Regions from separate parts of the Homo sapiens genome. Here all the other regions are linked to region 1. A link is a loop called in an ENCODE intact Hi-C map of the cell type or tissue named here. Cell type or tissue: chondrocyte. All regions are shown on one strand. Each heading gives the region's core, and the rest is flanking DNA. Links, peaks and the distances in the headings are about the cores only.

Region 1 (4,000 bases), core at 1-4,000:
TTTTCCGGGTTCAGACTTAGACCTACAGAGTGTAAGGTCCCTCTGAGACACCAAATGGAGGGGTCCAGCTGGCAGCTGGCTCCTCATCTGGAGCTTCGAGGAGAGGTCTTAGCTCAGAGCCATATTCAAGACCCAGCCTAAATACCGCCTCATGCAGGGAGCCCCCCTGACCTTCCATAGCCTCAAATCTGCCCCTCTGCATACCCCCGATCCCTTGCCAAGTGGCATTTGGGTCTTTATGTCATCTCCCTCACCTGTCTGGGAGTAAAGGTGAGGTTCAGGGACTTGGGCTTGTGTACTCTAGTGTCTTCAGGGAGAATGTGTAAAGCATAGAGGGGGCAGCTTGGAAAAAGGGAGACTCAGAGGAGACTCAAGGACATCTGAGGAGGCAAGCCTGGGAGGAGGAAAAGAGATGAGAATGAGCAGAAGAAACAGTGCCGGGGCAGGGAAGCAGGTGGGAGGATCAGGGAATAAGAGGGGCCGGAGAGGTGGGGGCGGGCATGCTGGTGAGGGGCTGCCTGGCTCGCCAGGCTCAGGAGTCGATTACATCTTCCTGCAAGGGCCAGTTCACCTAGTTGCACCAAACCCCTTCCTCTGTGGGTAGGGCCAGAAGGCCCAGAGCACAGACCAACCCAATTAGGCAGGCCTGAGGTGGACTTAGGGGTGGGTGCTGGGCTGGACTCCTGGTTGTGGGGAGCAGCCGCCACCCTGCCGACTTCATCCACTTTCCAACTCGCTGCCTATCTGGAACAGATGCAATATTTAGTGCCTTGTGAAAGATGCTCCTAGTGCACCTGCTGCCTGCTGCCCCTCCCCCAGGCTGCCCTGGGCTCTCCAGAGGGGGGTCCTATGGATGCTTGGCCTAGATTCTGAGCCCTGCTTCTTATATCCAGGACCCCTTTCCCAGAGGCCAGCTGCTTGAGTACCCTGGAAGCCAGTCTGTAGCCCCAGGCTAGAGCTGGGTCCCTCCCACAGCCCTTCTTTAGCATGTTTGTTTGGACTGACTTATTTCATAGAGAGGGGTGTGTCTTGCCCAAGCCCATCTGGCATGTCTGAGGCAGCTCTGGGGTCAGAATCTGCAGCTCCCATCCCCCAGCCCTGCAATACTAGGGGAGGCTGGATCCCACATCTCTGAAGTCCCACTAGGCTGGTCTGACAGGGCTCCCAAGCGCAGGGCTGCTCTGCAGGCTGTGGGGCTCATGCTCCAGCTCCGAGCCCACCTGATGTGCCCGGGTGGCTCACCTTTGGGCCTGTCCTGCCTCTCAGGCATTCAGCTGACCCGGAGGGACTCCCCCATCTTGACCACCAGCTGTGGGCTTGAGTTAGAGGTTCCCAGAACTTTAGACCATTTAGCCCAACCCCCTATTTCTCAGCTGGGGAAACTGAGACCAAAGAGGGAAGAAACTTTCTCAAGTGCCCCCAGCAAGTCAGAGGAGGAACCAGGTATAGGAGCCTCTTTCCGACAGAGGTCTTCCCTGACCCCTGAGCCTTCTTCAGTGCCTCATTAGCTTCCCTGTAAGGAGACTGCCCCACAGAGCCTGGAAATGGTGCTGTCCCGGGCAGTGTGTGCCCATGACTGCGCCTGTGTTTGTACTTGTGAGTGTATGGCCGGGGGGCCGGGGGGGTGGTGCACTGAAGGGTGGGAATAAACAGCAGGGATACTGGGGACTGGAATGCACCCCACTTGCCCCCCAAAAAGGGGCGACGGAGCCCAGCCCAGCCCAGCACATGCTTAGACTTTCCAATCTACTGAATGTCTGTGAGGCCTGCTGGGCTCAAAGGACAAGGAACAGGCCTTTCACCCCCAGGTGGCAGGGGTGGCCCAGGATGGGTGGAAGCTTCTGCAGCACGGTCAGGGGTCACATCCCAGCCCATGGGCTGACAGTTAAACAGAGAAGCCGCCACTAGGGGTCAGTCATGATTCAATGATTCTGATGAGGAGTGGGCCCCACCAGCCTCTGCCCAGGGTTTTGTCTTCCAGGCCTTCTTGGGAAGAATTGTTCCCTGCCAGAAAGGGGCTAATAATCTGAGAGGAAGCCATAGCTGGAATTCTAAACTGTGTGAGTGTGTGTCCAGTTTGGAAAGGTATATCCAATCTAAAAATTTGTATTGAAAAAATGGAAAGATATACCTATTGTTTTGGAATACAAACTACAGAAAGTAACAGTTAACAGAATCTTATTGGAAAGATTAGATTCTGCATCTGGAAAGGCAGAGTGATTTTTCAACTGGGGTGTATGTCCTTAACTGAGGAAGGGAACATGATATTTATATTAAAAGGCAGCTATGATTTTCTTTTTTCTGAGACGGAGTCTTGATCTGTCGCCCAGGCTGGAGTGCAGTGGCATGATCTCAGCTCACTGCTGCAACCTCCACCTCCCGGGTTCATGCCATTCTCCTACCTCAGCCTCCCGAGTAGCTGGGACTACAGGCGCCTGCTACCACGCCCGGTTAATTTTTTGTATTTTTAGTAGAGACGGGGTTTCACCACATCAGCCAGGATGGTCTCGATCTCCTGACCTCGTGATCCGCCCGCCTCTGCCTCCCAAAGTGCTGGGATTACAAGTGTGAGCCACCGCGCCTGGCCTATGATTTTTCTTTATGTAGAGAATTTATCTTTTATAAAGAGCTTATTACATACTATTAGTGCTTCTTCAATCATGTGTATTAATCACCTGGATTCCTAGGCTTTATTCCCAGAGATTCTGATCCTGTAAGCCTAGGGTGGGACCCAGAAATCTGTACAGGGTGATACAGGCTGCCCCAGGACCACACCTAAGAAACACTGCCACTGGCCCCCACACACATCCAAGTCTCCAAATATGTAGGCAGGGCACATTCTCTCCATAGAACAGATGGGGAACCTGAGGTCCAGGATGGTGAAAGAAATGGCACAGGGTCACCCAGCTAGTAGAAGAGCCACGATACACAGACTGCCTGCAGACACCATCTTTGATGAGAGCTCCACCTCTTTATAGGAGTAGTACAAACTACTTTCTGTAGTTTGTATTCCAAAATGATGGGTATATCTTTCCATTTTTTCAATGTAAATTTTTAGATTGGATATGCTTTCCCAAACTGGACACACACTCACAGTTTAGAATTCCAGCTATGGCTTCCTCTCAGATTATTAGCTCCTTATATATTCCCTGACTCCTACCTCCTGCCTCCCCTATGGTGGGTCTCTATCCAAGGAAGAGGTAGCCCTGGTCCTCTAGGCTGACTGGGGCTTGGAGGAAAAGCCTGGGTGACTGTAGGAGCTAGAAGGGCCCTTGGAATTCAGGTGGGGAAACTGAGGCCCTGAGAAGGCAGTCCTCACATTTGCATTCTACCTGGAGAAGGGCTGGGTCTCCTTCCTGAGTGGCAGGCCCAACTTCACCAGCCTGGCCCTCAGTCAAGCTGGCTGTCCAGGCCCGGCACACCTCGGGTGGGTGACCAGAGGCAGCGGTGCCATAAAATGTGTTTGCTGGGAGATCCACCCCCAAAGCACAAAACATTCCAGGGCTGCTGATTTGGGCAAGCCCCCTTCCTTCTCGGCCCAGTGTCCCCATCTCTACCACCGCTGTGTGGGAGGGGACTTCTCTCTAAGGCTGAGCAGCAGATTCGCTCCCAAGCGCCTACACCGCCCAGGTGGCCGGCTCCTCTGCACCCACGCTTCAAGAAAGTCACCTCTTAGGCAAGGAAGGAGCCTCGGCCCTGTTGGGAGCGGGAGTCGGTATACTCCCAGCCTCCCAGACTGCTGGGGATGACCCGCGGTGCCTGCAAAGCCGGTGTCATCCAGCCCACTGCCCAGCCCACAGACACTCGCCCTGGAGGGTGGCCCTGGCCCTGGCAGCGGCTCCGAGAAGAGGCGGCCCCCACTCCAAACCTGGCAGACCCACCCACGCAGGCCCGCCCCCGCTGCCTCAGCGAGTGGGCTCAGCCCTGCCCACGCCCCCATCTGGCCGGGACAATCTCGGGCCACTCCCCCGGGCGCAGGGCACCCTCCCTTCCCTCCCAC
Region 2 (5,236 bases), core at 734-4,733, 110 kb after region 1:
AAAAACGTCACCTTTGGGAGTTATCTTTTCTACTGGACAGAAATCTGTAAGCTAACATATATACATATTCTCCAGTATATTCATAACATATTCTGTAGTATATTTCCCTGCACTAGTGCTTTTCAAAGCATGGTCTCAAATTGGAAGCATCAGCGTCACCTGGGAACATAGACATGCAATGCTTAGGCCCCACCTCAGTCCTACTGAGTTAGAAACTCTGGTGTGAGGCCCAGCAGCCGGTTTCACAAGCCCTGCAGGGCATGATGATGCACTCTAATGTGTGAGGACCACGGCTCTAAATAATCAATCTTTAATAGTAAAACAAGTATCTATGAAACAATGCTCCAGTATGACATTAAAAGGGCACACCATCCACCTTTTAACTTTATTTCTCAATTTAGATATTTTGTCTGATGTTAAATTTGCTGTTTTGTTTCTCAAATACTCTTAAGACAGTTTTCATCTGTTCCTAATTTTCTCTTTTTAAATAAAAAATGGTTTTCCAAATCTGTCCATTTTACTCTTCTTTAACCTATTGATAGGATGAAGTAAAAGTTGAACCATTCTTACCTTTTTTTTTTTTTTGAGACGGAGTCTCACCCTGTTGCTCAAGCTGACTGAAATGCAGCGGTGCAATCTCGGCTGACTGCAGCCTCCATCTCCCAGGTTCAAGCGATTCTCATGCCTCAGCCTCCTGAGTAGCTGGGATTACAGGCACCCGCCACCACGCCCAATTCATTTTTTTTTTTTTTTTGTAGAGACAGGTTTTGCCATGTTGGCCAGGCTGGTCTCCAACTCCTGACCTCAAGTGATCTGCCTGCCTCAGCCTCCCAAAGTGCTAGGATTACAGGCATGATTACCCACATCTGCCAGCTTGGGCACGGAGCCTGTTTCAAGAGCCCCCAGGCTCAGCCATGGAGCCTGGGGGACTTTGGGACCGTGGGGGCTGGCCCTGGTACCTGCGTCCAGCTGGGATGCTCTGCACCTGCAGCCAGGAGTCATCCACGGGCCCCCGTGGGCGTGCTGACAGTGGTCGTGTTGATGTTCACCGATGTTGCTGGGTGCCTCCGTCAGCACGTGGCGCTTGCGCAGCATCTCGCCGCCCCACTGTGCCTTCTCTGCCAACTCCTCCATCAGCGTGTTCTGGTCCCCATGCGAGTACAGGTTGGACAGCAGCTCTGAGAAGATGAATTCCTTGGTCTGAGAGTGGGCAAAGAGGGAAGGAGGTTGGGACCTGATACCTGTGCCACCCTGGCCACCCCGCTGGGCCCTGCTAGGACTGTGTGCTGGACTTGGAGCCCCAAGTATGGCTTTTCAGATGCGGCTTCTACACTGCTTCAACTTGAAGATCTGCGTCCCCACTGCCTTTTCTCACTCAGATGGGGACACTGAAGTCCAGAGGAAAAGCCACCTGTCCAAGGTCACAGATCTGGAAGGGGACCCAGGACCTGTCATGCCACCAGGACACCTGTCTACTCAGTTTAAAAAAATTTTTTTTGGAGGTAGGATGTCGTTCTGTCACCAGGCTGGGGTACCGTGGATGAGATCACCACTCACTGCAGCCTCAACCTCCTGGGCTCAAAGTGATGCTCCAACATCAGCCTGTTGAGTAGCTAGGACTACAGGCACGTGCCACCACCAAGCCCAGCTATTTTTTAAATTTTTGTGTAGAGACCAGGTCTCACTATGTTGCCCAGGTTTGTCTCAAACTCCCGGGCTCAAGTGATCCTTGACTTGGAAGAGCCCTGTGTTTCTGGCCTGGGCAGCCAAGTATTCAGGAACCCTCCCTGGCCACACGGTCATTGCCTGTTCTGGGCCACCCTCATCCGTATATCCCCTGGACCGCAGCTGTTGGCTGCTCTGACCCTGAGAGCCGATTTGGACAATGGGAGCTGAGGTGCTGGCTGAGGCCATGCCAGGCTTCCTGGAGGTCATCGCTATTTTTAGTCTTTTACTGGGGAGTGTGTTTGTAATAGTTTCAGGCTTACTAATAGCACCAACAAGAGTGCCCTGATTTCTGCCAAATGAGGAGGGATATGGGAATCATATTTGCGGGGGAAATTTGATTCTGAGTCCTGGGGTGAGCCTGGGGGGTTTCTGTTCATCTCGTGTTGGGTCAGGATTGCCGAGAGTGACAGGGAGTGAGCTCACCCATGCCGACAGCTAGGGCAGTGTTGGGAGCGCCGCTGCCCTCAGTTCTGTACTGGGTCCCAGGCGCTGCCAGGAGGAGCCGAGGCGAGTGGGCGTGGCTCTGGCGAGTGCCCGCCCCTTCCCTGGCACCGCAGGCCGACCTGGCCCCTCCCACACTGCTGGGCCTTGCATGGTCCTGCAGCGCCTCCTTGTGAGCGGCTCGCGGTACGGTCTCCCCTGCAGCTTGCTTTAGAAAGCGGGGTCGCCACACCAACAGGTGCTTTAAAGAGTGCCAAGGCGGTGGCAGGCTCCCCGCTGTTATCAAGACTGCAGGGGCCCATAACCCGCCTCTGGGCTGGAGCCTCAGTGTTTTAATGAGCTTCCCAGACTAGTGGTTGCAAGGAGGCCAGTCCTGCAGCACAGCGATTGGCCTTCAGAAACACAGGGAGGGAGTTGTGTGGTCAGCTGCATTCAGGAGACGGGAGTTACACAGGATTGAACCACGTTCTGCAGCAGGACTTCTAGGAGCCTTTTAAGGCGCTGAGCATCGTCTCCCAAATTTAGCTGACCATGGGACACCTTCTCATCTCCCAGAGGAACCTTCCAGGCCTGAGGCAGAGGTGGGGTCTGGCTTCCCGGGTGCCAGCCTGGGCCGAGGGGTCTCTGTCAGCTCCTGACTGAGGAGCAAATGAAGAATTATACTTCGGGCTCGTGTTCTGCAGCACAGGAGTGTTGGGCGCCGTAGGTTTGGGGTTTGTGGGGGCTGTGGGCTGACAGCTGTTGGGGAGAAAGGACTGGTGGTGGGGACCCTGTGCCCCGTTCACACGGAGCCTCCTCCCACCTGCTGGGGCTGGCAGCCCGGTCTGCAGAGCCAGGCAGGAGGCGGAACCTGAGAAATCCACACGCGGGGACCCCTGTGCTTGGGCGTTCTCTGTTCTCTGGTGCTCCCATGTTCCAGAACACACACTGGTGAATTCGGAATTTAAATAAAGCTGGCCTTTCTGACCTTAAGCCTCTGGATGAGAGTTAAGCATGTCCAGGTAGTAGTGGGTGTTTTGAAACATAAAAGGTTGCACCCTCGTGTGTGCCTGTGTTAAAAGGAGCCCACGCAGCCGACAGCAGCAGGAGCAAATGGCCTGCTCTGATGGGGACAGGCAGGAAGTCCTTCGGGGCATTTCTGTTTCATCACAGCTTTTCCTGGGGCTGGTGAGTCTGTTGGGCCTTTGGTTGACAGGGAAGCGCATGAGCCCATGTTGGTGGATACAAAGCATCTGGGGCCTGGCAGAATCCAGAGAGGGGAAGATGGTGGCCCCAGTGTTGGAGGAACTGGCCTATTTTGTGATCCCCAGAGACCAGTGTGACTGACCCATTAGTGCTACAAATCCATAGCCAGGCCTCAGGACAGCTTTTGGTTTTGTTTTTATTAAGCCACTGACCAGTGGTTAGGAGCAAGTGGATCATAACCTTAACATTTTATTGAAAATTGGAGCCCTGACCTGGGGATGTGAAACCCACGAGCTGCACATTTCTCTGTAGACTGCATCTGGACACTTGTCACATTGCCGACTAGGTCTGACAGTCATCACCAGGACTGCCTGGGCCTGTGTTCATTCCCAGTCAATGAATCCTGGGACACAGACGTCCTGGACTCGTGCCCGGTGCCAGGCCTCGTGCCTGCCCAAGGATGCAGACATACCCACCATCACCATGCAAGTGCCAGGAGCTCTTCTCAGCGCTTATGTGTGGGAACACGAGTAATCCCACACCCTAGGAGGTGGCACTACTGTTACCCCAGTGTGCAGATGAGGAATCAGAGGCCACAAAAGGCAGTGACTTCAGTCACACAGCAAGCATGTGGCAGAGCTGGAGTGCAGGCCATCATTCTGAACCTGCCTCTTGCTGGGCCTTTGTTCCTTGTCACCTCTCTGCAGAAGGTGGGCCTCGTCCCCTGCATCAGGCCCCCAGCCTGGCCAGTGCTCTTCCCACCCTGCCCCAGGCCACCTGCTGTGCCTGTGAGGGCTGTGTGTGAGCACTCTCTGGAGCGCCGCTGATTCTCTTGTCTCTCCCCTGCGTCCTGCCAGGAAGCTGATCAGTATCTCCTTTGGGGACCTGAACCCTTTCCCCGTACGCCAGATCCGGAACCGACGTGCCTACCACTTGGAGAAAGTCCGGCTGGAGCTGACCGAGCTGGAGGCCATCCGTGAGGACTTCCTGCATGAGCGGGACACCAGCCCTGACAAGGGTGAGCTGGTCAGTGACGAGGAGGAGGATACCTGAGTGGGCTCCGGGACGCTGCTCTTCCTGCCTTCACAACCAAAGTGTGCCCAAAGGGTGAAAGTGCACTTAAAAGCCAGAATGTAACGTGTGTGGCCTCTGGGGATCTGCTGGGCAGATGTCCCAAGCCAGGCTGCCCTTCCTCATTTCCCACTGTGCGGGGGGCAGGGGTGGGAGGTCTAATCTGTTTACAGCCATTTCCGTGCCATACTTTTGGTTATACATATCTCAGTCACGCTTTCTGCCTGATTGGTGGATCCTCGGGCTTACCAGTGGCTATTTGCAAGAGCCTGTTTCCAGCCTCCGTCAGCCTGTCGGTGCTCTGACCCTCTGAAACCTTGCTTTGCTGGGCATCTCCCCATATTCTCTCTCCTGTACATAGTGGGCAGTGGTGTGTGGTTTTGAATGGCAGTGCTATGAAGGATGCCCACTATGCTTCAGGCACCTGTAGGCCAGAGGGTTGCTGCCTCAGGCATAAGGTCGGTATGAAAAGGGGCTGCCTTAGAAAAGCAGGCACATCCTTTGTTCAGAAATGGCCACTGTAGAAAGCCCGTGAACCTCCCACTGGTGGCTTTAAGCTGCCAGCCATGCCCCATTTCTAGAATAGCCTGTGCTCTTCCACACACAACTCTTCCAACAGTGGCTCCCAGCCTGCATGGGGAGGGCCTGGCTGCCCAGACACCCACCCTCACTTCTCATGGCCAGCCTGTGTTTGCAGATCACTGGGCTGCTCTGTCCCCAGCTTGCCCCATGCCTGACATGGCTCCATGAGATTCTGTGGAATGCCCTTCTTGACTCGTGGAAATCATTCACCAAGTACGATGGGATGGGA
Region 3 (5,236 bases), core at 554-4,553, 100 kb after region 1:
GTTGCAGTGAGCTGAGATTGCACCACTGCACTCCAGCCTGGGCCACAGAGTGACACTGTCTCAAAACAAAACAAAACAAAACAAAAAAGCCTCCTTAGATTCAAACTGGATTCCGACCTCGGTTCCACTGGTCACCATTCAACTACTGTTCATCTCTTAGTCTCTGTTTCTGTAACTTCAAAAGGAAGTTAGCATTTTCCTTGCAGAGGTGCTGAGGATTGAATGAGAGAATACCTGGAAAGCATTAGGCATGTAGCACACTTAGCAGATGGTGGTTGGCTCCCTCTGCTTTTCCACCAGTCTGTGGCCTACAGTTTAAATGGTGGGAAGAAGGACATGAGATCTGAGGCTGGGGAAGGAGGTATGGGGTTCTAGGCAAGGGAGGAAGCCTCTTAGGCCTGGAGCAAGGGAGCAGGGTCCTGGGCAGGTGACAGAGCCCCACAGTGCCCTAGCTACCCTATTAATGGGCCCAGAACCTGGAAGCCAGCCACCATGTGCCCTCATGCCCAGGGTCTTCCTGCAGGTGGAGATGAAGAGCCAAGAGTCTCAGAGTCTGCAGCAGCAGTGAGACTAGTACCTGGGTCACCTGCAGCAGTACGTGGCCACCTATCAGCAGCTGACCTCTGAGAAGGAGGCGCTGCACAGGCAGTTACTGCTGCAGACCCAGCTCGTGGACCAGCTGCAGCAGCAGGAAGCTTGGGGCAAAGCGGTGGCTGAGATTATAACATTTTAAAATATGAATACAGTAGTTTAAAACAAAGAAACTGGAGGAAGGAAAAGTAGAGAAAGAGATGCCAATTCAAGTCCAAACCTTTATTTGCCAAGTTTTCTTAGAATGACTTTTACCAATTGATGAATTCCTGTAAACAGAATGTATAATGGAAATACGGAAACTGCCTAAAGTGGGATTATTCACTGCTACTGTGATGCTACTGTAATGTAATAAATTATTAAATTGTTGCAAAGTGCTGTTTTTGCCTTAAAATTTTATGTGTCTTGAAAACTATAGTATTAAGAGTATTGAGACTGTGAAAATGCTGGGGACAGTTGGCATGAGATAATCAGTTTTTATTTTTATGAAATTGTAATGTAACTATGCAAGTGTGTTTATTAAAGGAACAAACTAAAAAGAAGTTACGGGAATTTTAAAAAGTTGTGGGATGAAAAAGTTATGGGATAAAAAATGCTGTGGAAAAGTTGTGGCAAAAGAAGTTGTGAAAAAAAGTAGAAAAATGTTTTATGAAAAGTATTTTAAAAAGTTATGAAAAGGAAGTTACGGGATTTTTTTTTAAGTCATGGGATAAAAATAAAAGCAGGTCTCTGTCGGCACAAGCCTGGAGAAGTGGGACTGGAGACTTCGCCCCCGCCATGGACCAACCACCCCTTCCCAGTCACCCCTTTACCATTAGGGTGGCAAGACAAGATCCCTGCCTAATGGGGGGAGATAAACAGACCCTTTGGCACCTGACCAGGGCTGAGTCCTTAAATTTCTGGATGATGATGATTGTTATTTAAGAGCCAGAGGCTGGCGGAGTTGGTTTGTTTGGAGGAGGCCTGATGGCCTCCCCTACTCTCACCAAAGCAACTTTTCCCTCAGGGGGCTCCCATCTTATTCAGAGAGGCAGCTGAGGCGGGACAGTGGGGCTAACTGTAGAGCAGGTGAGGGCTCGGGCTGCTGGGGTGGCCCCCCTTCCCCAGTGTACACATAGTATCTGTGTAACATTTTGTATATTCCGGGGGGTAGGGCCACCCCTTGTATCATACCTACCAGAGGCTGGAGCTGGCATATGAGGAGGAGGTTCTAATCATTATTTACGGCTGGGAAACTTATTTATTGATAGCATAGGACAGAGGAAGGAGGAGGGGATGGGGTCCTGGCTGCCTTGGTGATGTGACTCCTGTTTATTTTGCTTTCCATTTTGGAATAAATGGATTTAGCCATACTGCTCAGCCTGGTGGGTTCCCATTTCCCTCACTGGGTCCTGGAGTTTGCGCCACTGAATGAAGAGCCCCAGAGTGAGCATGTCCAGCTGGGCTGTTGGGGACCTTCCAGGCCTGTTACCTGTATGCTGCCTGGTGACACCTGGTAGATTGCATGGGGATTGCTATGGCGCCTATGGGGCACAGTCCGGCCCTGACAGCCAACAGGCTCAGAAGCCTGATCTAGCGGTGGCCGGGAAGGCAGATACGAGCACCCAAGGCCACTGACTTCCATTCACCCCAGTCGTCTTCGGTTCCGTCCCCTTGCCTCCCTCTCCTGTCTGCACAGGGTGGCCTGTTCTGTCTGGCCCTCTAGAGTGTCAGCTGCCCCGCAGGCTCCTCCAGGCTGAGTTCATGGTCCTGCCCCCTAGTGGCCAGAGCCAGCTTCACAGGATAAGAGCCAGCTAAGCTCCAGGGGCTTTCCAGGAAGTGTCCCTTGGAAAGGGTGTGGCCTTTTCACCGCTCCCAACAGCACCCTAGAAATGGCTTGGCTTTTTCCCTCCCCTCAGCTCCACAGAGAACACAGCCAGCAGAGGACACATTCCCCATCATCCAGAAATGGGTTTGATTCTCAGCCAAGGGACACCAGGGCTGGTAGAGACTGTCAGGCCACACAGCTGCCTGCACAGCACCCCCATGCTTGGTGGGGGGTGGGAGGGATGGCGGGGGGTGGGACGGTGGGGGGGTGGGACGGATGGCGGGGGCTGGCTGTCCACAGGCTGGGCATGACAGGCAGGCTCACTGGAGGTGGCACACTTTGGAGGGGCAGTGTCAGGGGAGACCTTCCTTTTGTTGGGCCACAAGACTCCACAAGGACAGCACGGTGACTGATTCCCAGTGCTAGAGGCGAGGTGGTCGGCCATATGTAGGTGTGTGTGTGTGTATATATATATATATATATGTATATTTATATATATATTTATATATATGTATATTTATATATATATTTATATTTATATATATATGAGTATTTATAGCTATTTATAGAACAAGGCAGGGGCATACCACAGAGGGGCCACAAGTTTTCAGCAATGGTCACACCTGGATGTGTCAGCTCACCACTACAACAGACTAAGTCACAGATGAAGGGGGCTGGCTTTGGGGCTGGGGAGCCACTGTCAAGTCACAGGACACCCGCCCAGGCAGGCTTGGAAAGGGAGGTCTCTGAGAAGAGGAGGATCTGTTTAGAGGTTGGAGTGGGGCTGGAGCTCTCAGGATGGGATGGACTTGCCTAACCCAATCAGTTGGCAGTTGGAGAAAAGCAGAGAGAAAATAGGAGAGAGAATAGCAAGCAGAGAGCTGGTGATGCAAGCGCAGAGCACGGGCATGTCGCAGCAGCTGTGGGAGGGCCGGGGAGGGGAGCGCGCAGGTGCGGGTGTAGCAAAGGTTCCTGGAAAAGAGGGGCTGGAAGGGAAAGGGGAGGAAGATGGAGGGAGAAGCCAGAGCTTCACAGGTAGTGCCTGGGGGCTGCGGCAGCCCTCCCCAGCTCACACACACTGGCCTCTCCCATGGCACCCAGGCAGTGCACCCACACTTCAGACCAATGCTCAGCCGCTTTGGGCTTCTCTCTTCTCTGGTCACCCTGCCTTCCAACCCACTGGCCCAGGGCCACCTCTTGCTTGGGGAGCCCCACCCAACAGCCACCTGGCCTGATAAGGAACACTGCTTGAACCAAAATGGTGAAGCTATAAGGGATGGATGGCTGGAGTGAGTACCAGAGGCCCCTCTGGTGGTGAGAAAGTCCAGGGTCCTCTGAAGGGACCCTGGGGAAGGCAGGGAGGGCAGGTAGCCGGATGCCACTGGCCATAGACTTATAAGTCTAAGAGGGGAGCCTCAGCTGGTTGCGGGGTGAGGGGGGCTGCAAGTTTCATAGCTGAGGCTGGGTCCTTCCTGCTGGGAAAAGCAGAAGAGGGAGAGTCCATGGCAGGAGAGGCAGGTGGGCTCGCTAGGCGGAGCTCAGCTGGGCCAGCAGGCACTGTGGTCCCCTTGGCTGAATAGCACAGGCGACCCCTAGGAGCAACAGGCCAAGGTGCGTGAGCCTGCTGGTCGGCGATAGTGCTTCAGTGGGGGCCAGGGACCCTGCCTTCAGTCACACGCTAGCAGCTGCGGTGGTACCTGGCAGGGAGGGAAGGGGGCTGTGTGTCCCTGCCTGGCCTGTGAAGTGTGTTGTGGGATGACCGTGTGTATGGGACTCTTAAGGTTTTATCCTAGATCACCAGGGATTGCCAACAGATAGAGGAGGTGGGACCCTGACTATCACCCCTCCTCTGCAGTGGGTTTGACTCTTGACACTCCCAGGCTGGGATCTGGATACCCTGACCTGGCAGCATGACTCAGACTGCACGACAGGTACAGCGTGCCCAGGATGACGTTCCTAGACCTCTAGCTGCCTCAGAGTCCAGCCGCACACACAACCCCGTCCAAGCTCCCAGCCCCTACACCATAAATCATGAGCTCTCTGCCCTCTCTGATGACTACAGAGAGCACCCATGTCTGCCAGCTTGGGCATGGAGACTGTTCCAACAGCCCCCAGGCTCAGCCATGGAGGCCTTGGGCAGTGGCGCTGAGTCCCATGGCTTGCAGGGAAGGGAGGTGAGAGAGCCAGCAGCACGAGGACAGAAAGAGGAAAGAGCAAATCTGCAGCTCCAGAAGGGAGGGGCAGGGAGCCTGGATCTGAGGTCCCAGGTGCGCCCCCGTGTGGAGCCGGTGCAGCGGGGCAGGAACACCGTTCATGGAGCAGGCGGTGAGGCATGTACCTACCATGGCTGATGCTCCTCAGGGACCACTGATAGTGATTCTGAAAGCATCAGATCAACATGACAGGTCACACGCATGGGTGGGGCAGGCCTGGGGTTGGGGGACACACACACACGCACATGCCGGGGTGTGCACACACATGCTATGAGGCCCCACAGCATGCACAGCCGGCATGCACACGCTAACACACATGTCCACAACACGCATACGCCTCCTTCCCCGCCACATCCTGGTACCCAGCACCCTCACTGGCTGGCACGTGCAGCACAGATCTGGGGTGTGCAGCCACTTGGCACACTGAAGCACACATGTGAGCAGAGTCACAACACAGAAGCTCACCCAAACACAGAGGTATTTGCACCAGCTCCCTGCACACTCATGCCTGGCATGCTCAGAGGACCACCGGTGCTGCTCATGGAGACAGGGCTTGCTCGCTAATGTTCAGCTGTCATTTATTTACCTCAGGTCAGAGAGTCTGACCCACCTGAGAGCCTTCCAT

What was found. Hi-C counts contacts between places; a loop is a spot of excess contacts. Peaks named below come from ENCODE experiments on the same cell type or tissue, not always from the same donor. Only the 100,000 strongest peaks of a DNase experiment are listed, where the experiment ranks them.
Region 2: it touches region 1 in a loop (7-fold over the local background); 11 of 110 quality-filtered maps call a loop at or near these places.
Region 3: a loop joins it to region 1, with 2.3 times the contacts of the local background. A loop is called at or near these places in 2 of 110 quality-filtered maps.

The regions. Positions count from the first base shown.
Region 1 is chr15:78,637,011-78,641,010 of GRCh38, forward strand. The region is part of intron 1 of CHRNB4 (cholinergic receptor nicotinic beta 4 subunit); the gene reads right to left. Among named protein-coding and RNA genes, the nearest start is that of CHRNB4, 2.2 kb to the right of the region's middle. RefSeq lists an enhancer at 679-1,180. In chondrocyte, for the core only: CTCF peaks have their summits at 1,898 (motif pointing right) and 2,108; no DNase peak of the experiment used is centred there.
Region 2 is chr15:78,748,902-78,754,137 of GRCh38, forward strand. It overlaps the pseudogene LOC646938. Among named protein-coding and RNA genes, the nearest start is that of ADAMTS7, 60 kb to the right of the region's middle. In chondrocyte, for the core only: CTCF peaks have their summits at 2,351 (motif pointing left) and 2,556; DNase peaks (open chromatin) are centred at 1,060, 2,300 and 2,910.
Region 3 is chr15:78,735,969-78,741,204 of GRCh38, forward strand. It overlaps the pseudogene DNM1P37. Among named protein-coding and RNA genes, the nearest start is that of ADAMTS7, 73 kb to the right of the region's middle. RefSeq lists enhancers at 3,491-4,470, 4,471-5,236. In chondrocyte, for the core only: a CTCF peak has its summit at 2,333 (motif pointing left); no DNase peak of the experiment used is centred there.